Regions from separate parts of the Homo sapiens genome. Here region 1 is linked to region 2. Evidence: chromatin contacts called from ENCODE Hi-C data. All regions are on one chromosome and are shown on one strand. The core of a region is the stretch at or near the end of the contact, and the rest is flanking DNA. Distances in the headings are between cores, read along the strand shown. Region 1 holds the start of IL1RAP (interleukin 1 receptor accessory protein). Region 2 holds the start of TMEM41A (transmembrane protein 41A).

Region 1 (4,356 bases), core at 1,487-3,986, 5.0 Mb before region 2:
TTTAATGAGCACCTATTCACTACATGTACTTGACATTATTCTATTGAATTTATTCGTTATACAGATTTTTAAAGTAAGCATTTTTTTTTTCCATTTTAGAACTGGATAAAACAGAAACTTCAAATGATTAAATAAACTGCTCAATATCACCCAACTACTCAGGCATGAGAGCTGGAATTTGAAATCAAGTAGGTCTGACCACAAAACCTGGGCTCCTTCCTCTATTAATATTCTTGCCATGTCCTCCCAGGGCTATTGTGAGTAACAAGGAGTATCATATATACAGAATGCACTTTGGAAATTTTAAAGTTCTATACATATATATGGTTTTGGTAACAAGTAATAATCTGTATGAAGATATGGGTATAATTGACCAACCTTTCTTTGAAGAATCAGAACCAAAGGAATTAGCTTTTAATCTCCCTTCCATCCTCATGATCTGACCTTATTTTGAACATTTTCCTTTTCCCCCACAAGGCCCCTGTCTCTCAGGCACACATTCAGTCATATCCCAGCCAGCTCACCACAATGCATGTACATGGAACAAGCTGATAGAAGCAGGTGATCCCATCCTTTACTAATGCTTGGTGCGGGAGGTACTTAAGTGGGCACCACTGGGCTCTTATCTTCCATCAAGATGTATCACACTCTGTTCTCAAGCACTTACCAATACTGCATACAAATGCTATGGCCTGTGAAGGAGGCAGCCAACTACAAATGCTGGACACTCAATTTAAGGACGCATGGCAAAGCCAGTAGATAGTAGTAAATTATTGCATGAAGTTCATCAGAATAAAATCAATTGTCATGAGAAGGGTTAAGGGTGTGGGAGGGAATCCATTTAACTTTAAAATACCAATAATACAGGAAGACTAGTGTGGGCATGTGAATGTCTGTGTGTTCGTGTTTAAATAAGGCAAGTTTGTGTCCAGAAAGGTTTGCATTTAGCAGCATCTCTGTACAATCCAAAAGAAATATATGAGAATTTTGTTTGTTTTCTGATACTAGATGAAAAATGTAAGGTTGCTCGACTGACCTAAGAGAGCAAGGATAGAAGGCTTAGAATAATCTGTAACACAGCTGCAACTTCCAACTTTGTCTTCTTGTCTTTCTGCCTCTCACCCATTTCAAGACCCTCTTTGTCAATAAAGGATGTCTCAGATCAGGGCAGTTCACAGGCCTGAGGTTTGACCTAAAAACTAGTAGGAAATTCATATCACCGAGAAACATCAATTTTACATTTCGAGCTAAGCATCCATGATCCACATCACATATGGACAACATTCAGAAAATTCTTATTATAAAAGAGTTGCTCAAATTCAAAAGAAGAAAGACACCACATTTACAGATTTTTTTAAAATGCCTCTGTAAGATGGTATGAAATCACCTTTCTGAAAACCCACTGTCTGCAAGGTTACTATGTAACAATATTTACAATAGTTGCCATTGGTTTTGAACCAACCAGATGCCAGGCCAGGCACTGTGCTAAACATGCTACTTGAATGATCCCATTTCATCCTTCCAACTACCCAAAGGGCTCATTGTGACCATTATAAATCTCCATTTTTTGGCTGGAAAAAAAAAAAAGGAAGAAAGAAAGAAAAGAAAAACCCAGTATCGGAAAGGTGAGATAACTTGCCCAAGTTCACACTGCTAATACATGGAAGAGCTGGAGTCAAAACTCAAGTCCTCTTTCTCATCCAGTAGCTAAACCAGGGATCTGTACAGCAGAGCAGCAGAATGCTTCGCGTGGCGCCCTGGTTCACAATTTCACAACCAGAAGGTGGAGGGAAGACAGGCTGTGGGCTAGCTCTTAAAGGAAACAGCCGAAGTTTGCTTTTATGTTTGTGATTTTCTCTTTAACTCAGCTTCCTTGCTCCCTCTCAGTATTTAGAAGAGGGAAGGGGCTCTATGGTTCCATGAAGTCAGCTCTTCCCAAGTGAGGGGCACCCTGTGCCCCACAGGGCCACTAGCTCCGCTTCCTCCGGGGCTGGGAAGAAACAGTACCATAGGAGGTCACTGGCGCCCGGGCCTCGCTCCTCTCTCCCCGCGCTCCTCCAGAAGCTGGTCCGACACCCTCTGAAGGGGCATCTTTCTGAGAAAGCAGGTCAGGGGAAGAGGGAGTGAGGCTGCAAGCAGCATTTTCCCAGGCTGTCACAGCTCTGCGCTGAGAGCGACGTGATACCGAGTGGGCGTGCTGGGACACACCGCTTCCTTCTGTCCTCGGCGCTTCCAGCAGCGGTCTGGAGAAACCAAGGAGGAGATGGGGGCGGGGGGTGGTAGCGGGGAGGGGGCGGTGAGGAGGAAAACAAGGGTAGACCCCTCAAAGGGCTGAGGATGGGGGCGGCAACGAGCAGACGTCCCACAACCGCGTTACTTAAATCCCTGCAAAGCAAAGATGGGTCTCTGAACGTTTGGGTTCGAATCCGGGCTCCAGTCCTAACTAGCAGTATGACCTATCCCAGCCGCTGCCTCGTTCTGTGCCTCAGTTTCCTCTTCTGTAAAGTAGGAGGGTTTAACGATAGGATCTCTAAGAATCCGTCTACCCTGAGATTCTGCGGCTTGGTGACTTCTGAGCCCTCACGGCGGCGCGAGACTCACCTTTCTTGGGAAGCTGAGAGGGCGCAGCAAAAGCAGCCGGGATGGGTGCAGTGTCGCCGGGCACTGCTTCCTTCCGCGCCTCTGGCCAAAGCGGACCCCGGAGACCTGGATCCCGGCAGTCTTCCCCAGTGAGCCTCTTACTTTCCGCCGCACTTTCTTTTCCCCCTTTGGGGCTCCTCCCCCGGAGCGGCGCGATTGGCCACGGCCTCACGGCTCAGGCTCCACCCGCCGCCTTGGCTCGCGATCCACCGGCGCTCTGGGCTTCCAGGAGCTGCGGCCGCGGGGCGGCGTCCTGGACGGTCCCGCCCGCCGCCAGGAGGCGCGGCGCCGGGCCCGCCTGCGGACGGATGCAAGGCTGCGCTCGGCCCCTTCGGCTCCCTGCCACCGCCTGTGCGGGCTTGAGCGCGCGGGGAAAGGAGAGGGTTAGTCCTGCAGCGCAGCTCGGCACGCTGCCAGGCGCTGTGGGAAGCTACGCCCCTCACTACACACCGAGGCGCACACATGCGCTCATTGCAAGATCGTGCTCTCGCAGTTGAGATCGGTGCCACCCTGCCCTTTCTTCCTGTCTCGACGTATTTAGCAATCATGCTGCAAGGCCTTGAATCAATTCAGACTGCACGATTTTCGCAACCACCCTGTGCCGGCACAGAGCGCGGCAGGATGTAGATGCGATCTCCGCAGTCCTGAGCTCTTGCTGTCTTGAACTGACATTCATATGAGCAAGCAACAGGACATGACAGCAAGACTAAATCTGTATTGTCCACTGGTAATATACCCATTGCCTAGCACAGTGCCTGGCACAAAGTAGGCACTCAATACATGTATGGGGAACGAATAAAAGAACTAATAGGTTACATAGAAGGAAATAATCTCAAAACAAATATTTGCCTTCATTCATTTCCATTTCCCCAAGTTTTTGCAAGAGCCTTCCTTCAGCTGCCCTCTGCCACTGTAGATGGTAGTCTGTAATATATCCCGGGAAGCGTTATAAAGGCTTTCATTAAGTCATCTCTCTTGTTCAGGCACCTTCTGCTGTGTTCCTACTGCTAGTGCCTCATGATTTTTCCTGACTGGCAAGGCCCTTCATGACCTGTCCCCATTTCTGAAACCCCCTAACCAAAGCCACCTACCAGACTGACGAGTCTTCGCACATCTTCTTGCTCATCACATCTTCTTTTCTCCTCCTCCTACCTAACTGAATCCTACTAATTTATTTTCAAGAATCAAGATTCAGAGAAAGCATTTAAGGAAAAGGAGAAAAAAGATGTGAAATAAGAAAAGGGCCCAGGTGAGTGGGAAGGAAATGAAACCAGCAGGTGCCCGTGCTGCTAAAGGTGCACAGCAGTACGAAACTCAGAGGCTGCCCCTGCCCTGGCGGAGCTTCAGTTCCTAAGGTGAAATATCAGTGTAATTGGAGCCATAGAAATGTTCATGATACTTTACTTCTTGACATCACTTATGAAAATTAATTGCTCAAAATTTTTATTTATCTCAGGATACCTGGGACCCAGCACCTGCTCACAACATTGTCACTGAACCAAAGAGAAAATAATCCAAAAGAATTTAAAATGTTACCTGTATGAAGCAACAATAAAACATTTTCTGATTTATTATTCATTCCTTAAATATATTCTGGGCACAGACTTTTATATATATATAGTACACTGAAGCATTTACACAGTGCTTACAAAATAAAAAGGTGCAATCATAAGGACTTTGTGTATATTAATTCAGGTAACCCTCAATACAACCTGG
Region 2 (4,914 bases), core at 2,092-4,591:
GAAATGCTGGCTCTACTAAAAATACAAAAAATTAGCTGGGCGTGGTGGCACACACCTGTAGTCCCAGCTACTTGGGAGGCTGAGGCAGGAGAATCGCTTGAACCCAAGAGGAGGAGGTTGCAGTGAGCCGAGATTGCACCACTGCACTCCAGCCAGGGCAACAGAGCGAGACTCCATCTCAAAAAAAAAAATGCTTAGTATGGGGTCTGGAGTGTACTAAGTACTCAATGAAAGTCAGCTGCTGTTACTTTCCCTCTCTTGTGGTTTCTAGGAGACCTTCTCCCCTCCCCTCATTTCAACTATCTCCTGTAGAATGACCTCCAAATCTGAATGTTCGGTCCGAGCTCCAGAGTGTCACCTGCATGTCGAATGGCAGTGAAGGGCAGAGGAAAAAGCATGGCCGCACATGATGGCAGACAAAGGCTTGTTCCTGTTCAGCACTAACAGCTGTAAACTTTGCACAAGTGATTTCATCTGAACATGTGTTCATCCACTCATCCATAAGTAGAATATTGACACTCGCTTTGCTGAAGTGGAATAAGTTTTGCCTTGTCTATTTCATCCATGGCACTTACCATGCTCTAGAATGACATCTTTCCATGCTCTTCCCCAGCTGAAATGAAAGTGAGGTCCTTGCCAGCAGGAGCCTTGCCTCCTTTCTCCTCACTCTATTCCTTGCCCCAGCAGTCTCCTAGCACAGGCTCAGTAACATCAGTTCCTCATTCACTTTCTCTCCTCCTATATCCCTTTGACTTCTCAAGGTCAGTATGTATCAAACCAAACAACTAATCATTGTCTTCACTAGACCTGACCCATGAATTTAACAAACAAGTATTAAGTGCCAGGGTTAAGGGTTGAGACAGAAAGAAGATAGTTGAGACATTGTCTCATTGATGGAAATGTTCACTGTCTACTAGGGAGATGGATAATGACACTGGAATATGTATTTGTGACAGGATTAGAGACATTTCTCAGGGGGCCCCAAGCATAGAGAAGGAATGATTCTGACTATAGGGGTTGGAAAAGCCCTCTCAGAGAAGGTGATAATTATCCTGGGTCCTGATGAAAGAGTAGAAATTTGCCAGGCAGAGAAGATTGACAGATGGCTAGAAGAGTGGTGTGATGGGGCATGAACTAACATGGTGTGTTCAGCTGGAATGGAGGGCTGACACCATTTTCCCCCATTTTCTTAAGTGGAAATTTGACACATACACAAGAATAGAAAAAAAAATAGTTTAACACCCAAATAGTATAAAACACCCAGGTGATCACCCAGCTTCAACAACTATCAGCTCATGGACAATCTTGTTCTACCTACATGCTTACTCACTAAACCCCCATACCATTATTTTGACACAAATCTCAGACATTGAATAATTTCATTTGTAAATAATTTTTGGTTCTACATGCTATAACAATTCTGTGAAAAAAATTTTAAATAAATAAATACTTTGGTATCTTAAAAAGTTAAAGTATATCCTCTTTTTGTCCTTAAAAAGGAGTGATACATAGCATACTCTAACACTGCAACTTGTTTGTTTTATTTGTATCTTAGCCATCTATCTGGTGACCACACTGTATCAGGATATGTAGAATTGCTTTCCTCTTTTAGGAGGCTACCTAGTATTCCATTTGTGAATAGTTAACCTAGCCAGTCACCAGCTGATGGGCATTTAGGTTGTTCCCAATCTCCTAACATAAAAACAAAGCTGAGAGAATACCCTTAAATATACATCTTTGCTACCTATGGGGATTCTTGGATGTGGAATTAAATTCCAGTACATTCTTGGATGTAGGTTACATTCTTGGACGTAGAATTGCTGAGATCTTGTGCACATGGATTCTGAAAGGTGCTCCCTATTTGGCCCAACAGGTGCTTTAAATGATAGGACAAGGATGCTTTCTCTCTGTTGTCCAGGCTTTTGACACTTTGGAGTTCTCTTTCTGTCCCTTCCTTCGTTTACTCAGTGACATATCATACCAATCCAACTACCCCCAGCCTCCTCCCTCCATGTCCACTGCTGTGGTCCTGGGTCAGGCCTGAGTGCTTTCTTTCTTTCTTTTTTGAGACAAAATTTCGCTCTTGTCGCCAAGGCTGGAGTGCAGTGGTGCAATGTCGGGAAAGTAACTGCAACCTCTGCCTTCCAGGTTCAAGCGATTCTCGTGCCTCAGCCTCCCGAGTAGCTGGGATTACAGGCACATGCCATCATGCTCGGCTAATTATTGTATTTTTAGTACAGACGGGGTTTCACCATGTTGGACAGGCTGGTCTCGAACTCCTGACATCAAGTGATCCGCCCGCCTGGGCCTCCCAAAATCCTCGGATTACAGGCGTGAGCCACCATGCCCAGCCAGGCCGGCGTACTTTCTTATCAGGACAGTTGTGGCTATCAAGTCAGCACGTATTCTAATCATCTGCCAAAGCGAACATCCTAAAACAGGAACGAAATCATTCTCTTACTTAAACACCTCTGTTGGTGTCTCATCTACATTATTAAAAATCTAACTCCTTAGCCTGCCTTCAGTGCACTCTTGTTTGTCCCCAGATTCTCACTTATTTCTCATATACCTTAGGCTTCACTGAAACTGGATTCTGGTGCCTTACCTGGGACCGTGTTCACCCATTCCCTTCTTTTTCTGCTTGAAGAAAAGTGTTGCTCATCCTTGAAGGTAAACTTAAACTCCATGTCCTCCATAAAGCCACACAGTGTTAAGGGCCACTGGTTTTGGACTCAGGTTGACTTGGATTCTTATACTGTCTCTCTTTTGGGGGGATGTCATTTAATTCTTCTGAAACTCAGAGTTTTCATCTGTTAGAGAAAGACAAAAATACCTACCTTGGAGGATGATTGTGAGGCTCAGGGATGCGGGAATATAGTAGGAGCTGAATTAAAAGCAATTCTGATTATTTCCGTGGTCACTATTGCCGCCCCACCGCACTTGATTGCAGCCCCTGGTGCTACACCAGCTACATTTGCTTTATGTGACAGCAGGTTGTGGACAAGACTGCCTTGATCTCTAGACTGCAAGCTCGCTGTGGGCCGGGCTCACGATTCACCCCCGGATCTCCCAGCCCTGGCACCAAGCCGGCACTGGGGGCGCGCCATGCCTGCAGAATAAGTGGGGAAAGCGACAGGGATAAACGTAGAAAAACAAGCACAGACAGACGGAGAGAGGGCAGACTGGGAGGCAGGTTTTTCCCGGAGTCTCCACCGAAGGACAGAGAGGGCGGAGTCAGAATCGGGGGCGGGGGCCTGGCTCAGGAGGTGGGGCCTGGTTCGGAGGCGGGTCTCGGCGCGGACCCCTCCCTGGTCCGTCAGTGAACGTGCTCCGCGGGCTCAGTCCGCCCGCCGCTGCGTCCCGGAGTGCAAGTGAGCTTCTCGGCTGCCCCGCGGGCCGGGGTGCGGAGCCGACATGCGCCCGCTTCTCGGCCTCCTTCTGGTCTTCGCCGGCTGCACCTTCGCCTTGTACTTGCTGTCGACGCGACTGCCCCGCGGGCGGAGACTGGGCTCCACCGAGGAGGCTGGAGGCAGGTGCGTGGCGGGAATCCGGGTTCGGGTCAGAGGAAGGGAGCCGGGTCCGAGGACCGGGGCTGGGAATCGGAGATTCGGAGATTCGGGTTCCGGTATCGGAGGCGTTGGGAATTGAGGTTCACTTATCGGACTGGAATCCGGGTCTGGTATCCGGGCCCGCGTCCGCACGGTCTCGGACAGAAGGGTGGATGGGAGCCCGGCTCCGGGCCTGACTGGGACCTGTGTGGTGCTGGCTGCAGGGTGTGCAGGGCGTCACGCCGCGGTGCCTTTGGTTGGGTGGATTTGCCGAGGGAGACGCGGCGCTGAGCCTGCCCGCGCCGTTGCTTTCCCAGTCCCAGCCCTGGGCCCCATTTCCAGCCCACCTTCGCCCCCGTGCGGGCCCCCAGCCTCTTCAAGTCCACTTTCAACTGTCTCTCCTCCTCCCCACCCCACTTACGTCAGGTCTGCCCTTGAGACTTTAGACATTAGATCTTCAGGAGAAATATTGCATAGACAACTTTAAATTATTCACGAATTAATTATCGACTCTGCCCGTCTTCCTGGTTGTCTCTACTTTTACCTTTTTTTTTTTTTTTTCTGAGACGGAGTCTTGCTCTGTCACCCAGGCTGGAGTGCAGTGGCGCGATCTCGGCTCACTTTAACCTCCTCCTCCCGGGTTCAAGCGATTCACCTGCCTCAGTTTCCCAAGTAATTGGGACTACAGGCGCGCGCCACCACGGCCGGCTAATTTTTGTATTTTTAGTAGGGACGCGGGGGGGGGGTCTCATTATGTTGGCCAGGCTGGTCTCGAACTCCTGACCTCAGGTAATCCGCCTGCCTCAGCCTCCCAAAGTGTTGGGATTACAGGCGTGAGCCATCGCGCCTGGCCTCCTTTTCCCCTTCTAATGAACGACTGGTCGAGGCAGGAGGCAGAGCAATACTTACCTGGCCGGTTTTTGTGAGTGCTGCATACTCTTTATAAAGTGCATGGAAGTGTGCCTAGTACAGCATTGCGTGGTTAAGGGAATTACTGATATTTGACTATTAAGGCAGCTGTTTTCAGTTACTGTATTCTTTTGCTGTAGCTAAGAAGGCTCTGCTGTGGGTGTCGGACATACCGAGAGAAACTCTCGTGAGAAGTAGGAGGGTTTGCTCATGATTAATCAGTGATGGATTCAAGGACTGTTCAGATGGCAGAGGCAAGATAGCCTTGCTACTATAACCCTTGGGCAGGATTCAAAGTGCATTGAGGACCAGATTAAGAGCAGAGTTAAATAGTAGGCTCTTTGAAAGGGTTCGATTCAAGCCTGACATATTATCAAAAAAGTTACATTTATCCTATGGGATAGATATACTTTCCTGAAGAATCTCTAATTGGCTTTATAGTGAATGCTAAAAAGTC

What was found. Hi-C counts contacts between places; a loop is a spot of excess contacts on that map. Pooled maps may share reads with other maps.
Region 1: a map of CD8-positive, alpha-beta T cell shows a loop between it and region 2 (28-fold over the local background). The contact joins the promoter of IL1RAP here to the promoter of TMEM41A in region 2. A Hi-C loop is called at or near these places in 3 of 168 maps with a recorded cell type or tissue (CD4-positive, alpha-beta T cell, CD8-positive, alpha-beta T cell and naive thymus-derived CD4-positive, alpha-beta T cell) and 5 of 50 pooled maps.

What each region holds. Positions count from the first base shown.
Region 1 is chr3:190,512,465-190,516,820 of GRCh38, reverse strand. IL1RAP (interleukin 1 receptor accessory protein) reads right to left here and starts at 2,736. Exons shown (of 12, transcript NM_002182.4): 1 at 2,602-2,736. RefSeq lists enhancers at 1,546-2,045, 2,046-2,547, 3,300-3,389 and a silencer at 2,800-3,149.
Region 2 is chr3:185,497,462-185,502,375 of GRCh38, reverse strand. It overlaps TMEM41A (transmembrane protein 41A), which reads left to right and starts at 3,341. Exons shown (of 5, transcript NM_080652.4): 1 at 3,341-3,533. The coding sequence starts at 3,415. TMEM41A-DT (TMEM41A divergent transcript) reads right to left here and starts at 3,227. Exons shown (of 3, transcript XR_924792.3): 1 at 2,606-3,227. RefSeq lists a silencer at 3,220-3,359.